Linked DNA regions of Homo sapiens: region 1 is linked to region 2. Evidence: chromatin loops called from intact Hi-C (ENCODE). Cell type or tissue: CD4-positive, alpha-beta T cell. All regions are shown on one strand.

Evidence for each region. A loop is a pair of places that touch in the nucleus more often than their neighbours do. Peaks named below come from ENCODE experiments on the same cell type or tissue, not always from the same donor. Only the 100,000 strongest peaks of a DNase experiment are listed, where the experiment ranks them.
Region 1: a loop joins it to region 2, with 12 times the contacts of the local background. A loop is called at or near these places in 2 of 110 quality-filtered maps.

Annotation. Positions count from the first base shown.
Region 1 is chr13:79,540,436-79,542,935 of GRCh38, reverse strand. The region is part of intron 4 of NDFIP2 (Nedd4 family interacting protein 2); the gene reads right to left. Among named protein-coding and RNA genes, the nearest start is that of LINC01068, 25 kb to the left of the region's middle. In CD4-positive, alpha-beta T cell, CTCF peaks have their summits at 1,103 and 1,305 (motif pointing right); a DNase peak (open chromatin) is centred at 1,305.
Region 2 is chr13:78,316,546-78,319,045 of GRCh38, reverse strand. The region is part of intron 3 of OBI1-AS1 (OBI1 antisense RNA 1); the gene reads right to left. Among named protein-coding and RNA genes, the nearest start is that of OBI1-AS1, 260 kb to the right of the region's middle. In CD4-positive, alpha-beta T cell, no CTCF peak of the experiment used is centred here; no DNase peak of the experiment used is centred here.

The DNA.
Region 1 (2,500 bases), 1.2 Mb before region 2:
CACTGCACTGGAATGTGGGCAACAGAGCAAGACTCCGGCTCAAAAAAAAAAAGGAAAAAAAAGGTAAACAAAACAATAAAATTGAATACTTGACAAATACTTTATGGGTTTCCTCAGCTGTAATTACAATTCTTAGATGTTCCTTTTCTGAATTTACTTATGCTATGTAATGTCATGTAAAAGCTATATAAAAAACAGCTTTTTGTGGACAGAATAAGACATCAATGTTTTGTTTTCCAAGATGTGTCAAGATGTGTAGTGTCCAGATAACCCCTTTAAAAACTGTAACTTTTTGACTTGTATATGGTAGGTGCTCAAAAGAATAAACTGAATAAAGATGCTTAACATCAATTGTTAGGGAAATAAAAATTAAACCACAATAAGATACCATCACCAAACTATTAGAATGTCTGAAAAAAAAAACAAAAAACAGAACAACACAAAAAAACCATCAACACCAAATACGGGCAAGGACACAGAGCAACAGGAACTCTCATTCATTGCTGGTGGGAATGCAAAATAGTACAGCCACTTTGGAAGACAGTTTGGCAATTTCTTACAAATCAGAATTCACATTTCAAAACACCCTTCTAATTATTTTAAGGTTACAAATACCTTCTCTTTCTGTTTCCCTCAAGTCTAAAATGATAATAATGCAGGTGATTACTTATTATCATGGCATGCTGATGTGAAGATTCACACACGGTACAAATGGCTAAACCTCAGAAGAAAAGTTTTCTAAACAGGATCAAATAAGAGCCCATTACATTTTGAAGTACTAAAATTTAAGGTCATTTCCATAGACTGTCAATTATCCATAAACTTTTCATTTCTAGTATTTGGCAAATAACCAAATTCTGTTCCATTCTCTTAGAAAATTTCTTAAAAATAAGATCAGAGATATGCACATTAGGCATGTATCTGAGGCATTTTATGGTAACACTTTAAAAGGATTTTGAGAAGCAAAAGCATTATTACAAACATTTCTTCTTTTACATTTTCTGAACAAGAATATGCAATTATCTTACCAAATTTAAGTGTAAACTTTTTTTAGGTTATGTGAGGTAAAACACTGAAAATAAAGAAGGAAAGAATTAAGCCACCAAAAGGTTTTAATTGAAATAGTCTTATTGATATTCACTGTAATTTTACTTGTGCAAGTTATATAACCTGAAATGCTTAAGTTATAATTAAACCACACTAAAAATAAAATCTATTTCTGGACCTTTTTACCCACAGTAGCTATTAGATATTTAAGAAACACGGAAAATATAGCAAGTTGCAATTTGAAAAACAGCCACTAGATGGTAGTGATGACAAACAAATCTATGCTTATCAAGCAAATAAACTCTAGGCCTATAGCCTGCCAGAAAAAAAAATCAGGAAATACAGGTAAAAATATAAATTTACTGTTATAATGTTGGTACAATATTTGTAAAACAGGAAGCATTAAATATATAAGTTGTGGAAACAATTTAGTAAAAATTTAGTAAAATATATATTAAATCTATTAAATATAAATATATACATTTACATTATATTAACTAATATACTACCACTGGCTAAGAATAAAGTCATCCAGTGTGTCTAAGTTACCATGCATTTATAACACATCAGTGAAAGGGCTTCAAATCTAAAAAATTAAAATTAAAAAGAAGATACTGGTGGTAAGTGAAATAAACGGAGAAATAAGACTTCTGAGTTGCATAATTAGAAGGTGTCAAATAACATGTTTTTATTCCCCAGAACCAGGTATTTATACTAAAAATAATACAATATATTTAGATCCTTTCCTTTCTAATTAAGGTTTCTTAAAAGGTATAATAACAATGAAAGTAATGAATGTTTAAGCTACTCTTTTTTGTAAACAAACTGTGAGAAGTTTGTTATTAAAATGTTATTAATATATAGGATTACCAGTTAAACCAAAATTAAGATAAAAACCAAGGTTCACAGGACTAATATTACAAAACAGCACTCATTTGTAACCACAGTTTATTTCCTTTTTATTATACCTAACATTATATAACTAGAAATTGTAACTAAAACCAATTTAAGATTTAAATCTTGCATATACATTAGCTGGTTGACAACGTGAACATTACAATTAGTAAATTTGAGGAGCTGTCTGCCCTCCTTGCTCATTCCCCTCCCCGTCTTTTCTTCAGCAGATGAAAATAGAAGGGAAGCAAGAAACCATTTCAAACTTGGAGGACAGGGTTTACATGGACTTTCAGACTCAAAAGTGACAACTCACGAAGGCTGTATTTTCTACTTTTTAAAGCTGAATGTGGCACTTTAAATAAGTAAATTATTTCTCGGTTTTATGATCATAATAAAGCTTTTAACTAAATTGAATTAAATCAGCATTCTATCCAAGAATGAAAGCTTGATCATTTAACCAGATTGAGGGCAGAAATTAACTATATCATAGACTAATAAACTTACTTAAATGAATATTGGGTTTCTACCACTGGCTTTAGTAATTTAAACAGTTGAT
Region 2 (2,500 bases):
ACACTCATATCCCCACCGTCCTACTGTAGATTCTGCAACAGTACCTATAGCGTTTTCTTATGTATTTGTTTCTTCTTGCAGATCTATAAGCTTATGAGAGCACTTAAGTTGAGTTTTTGTGCTTGTAGGCCTTAGCACAACATTTGTACATAAAAATAGTTAATGAATATTTATAGAATAAAGGAATGAAGTTATATATCATCCTTCTCAAAAATCAAAATTCCAGTCTTCCAAATAAGGTATCTAAATTCTTATGACATTCTATTTACCATATACCCAGACATCAGAAATTCACACCTAAAACAGTAGCCACTGAGTTTCTATAAATCCTCTGAAAATTTAAGTACATTCTAAAAAAATCACACATGGTTCCTGAAAAGTCAAACTAAGCTCCAGGTATATATTTTAAACTATTCATAGGAAAGAAAAAGAGCTTCTCTGACATGCTATGCTGAAAATTACCTGCTTATTTCATTACAAATGATATTTTAGCATTTAACATTTGGTGGTAATAACTGTTACTTTTTAAAACAGGTTTATTGTTGTCACTAATTTTTACACTGTTCCTTGCAGATGAACATTTTTTCAAAAAATAAATAAGTCAAGGTTAAATAGTTTACCCACAGGTACAAAGGTAGAGATGGGGGAGGTCTCATCAGATGTTTATTAATTAGTATCTTTTCTACAAAATCACATGCTGACTAGCAGATGAAGATGAATTAAACACATGATCATATCTTCTGTTACCTAATACCTCAATAGGAATCCATAAAACACTGTATTAAAACAATCATAGGAAATAATAAATTTAGAAAATGATAGTGATAGGCTGGAGAAAACTGTCTAAAGGGATTGGTATAAAGAAAACTGTCACAGATAAATAAATGAAGAAATAAGGCAAGAACAGGTTTAAATATTGCTTCAAGCATGGCTTGTGTTACAGCACATAAAGTAGCTTAAAATATAAGCCCCAGTGTTTTCTTTGTAGTTTTTCTACATAAATACAGATATTATAATTAGCCTTTATGTTTTTCAGAAAACACTAATCCATGGTCAAAATAATTGGTTCAATGAGCTGGACACCTGTAGTAAGTTTCGGAAGAGAATACTTGCTTGTGGGTCTGAAATGATACCAACTATTTGGAGATAATTTACTTTAGAAATTTACATATCCAAATCATGGAGAAAATTAATATTAAAATAGAGAAAAAATAAAGCAAAAACAAATGTTTTAAACACTACTGGAAAATACATTCAGAAGCAGATGCTGCTTGCAAGCAGATATTTTATATAGAACAGTGTTTTAAGGACAGAGAAAGATGATAGGTTTTCAAGGATTCCGTTGTCACTGGATATAGGCATTTGCCTTTTGTATGTATTTAAGAATTTGCATTCTTATTCTGTTCTGAGCAGAAGATCTTTTTCTAGCGCAATGATAGCATGTGGTGTGTTGTGGTCCCGAAATGTGTGCAGTGAGGTCATTATCAACCCCAGACTAGTTTCTGTCTTTAATGCACATTAATTCACATGTCATCAGACATGAAAACTAAAGTGTTTAGAACCTATGTTCTTTTGCTTTTTGTCTTTCTGGTGTCATCAAAAGTAAAAAAAAAAAAAAAATAAATAAGCACCACCTTAGAGTATATGAATGACCAGGAAATAAACATAAGAATAATAAAAAGTCAAATCATGTCCAAATTAAATTAAAGAAAATGAATCACAGAAGTTTCAAATAGAACACCCATTTGCAAGTAAATGAATTCCAAATTTGGGCAAAGTTTTTTGGAGTTTTAGACTATTAGCATGTAGTCACAGTGACACTTTGTGTTCATTGTTAGGGAATGCACTCTAGGAAAGTGCTAGATGAATGGATACCATGATGCATTGTGCTGGGAGCATTGCTACAGAATTCATCCTTGGGAGATCCAAGAAAGAAAATGAGAAACAGAGTGAATCAAACTGAAACATGTAAACCCAGAGGAGTGGACATATAAATATAGAGTGTTATTAACACATAGATAATGTCCTTCTGAATTCACTAATATTCTTTGTATTGCACTGTTCAACATAGCATACGCTCTCTGCTTTTTAAGTAACTGACCTAACCTCTAGATCTAAAATATTTGTTCTACATCATTTATTTAGAGATGTTATTTTAATTGTTACTTAACATCTCAGTGGATAATTCGGCTTATAATTCTCTGAAATAAAATCAGACAGAAACTTATTTAGATTTAAAAGTTGAATTTTTTCTGCTTTTATCTGATGAAATAAATGGCAATACATTTCAATGACTACTAGAGAAAGAGAGAACAGCGTGAATCCAAGTATCCAAATATATAATTTTACATCATCATGTTAAAGAAGGATATTTATATTCTTTTATGTAAAAAGTATATTTTATTCTAATACTGCAGCTGTCTTTGTAAGGGTTGTATAATACAGATTTAGAGAAAAAAATTTAAATAAAAACATAATAGTTGGATTTATTAGAATATTT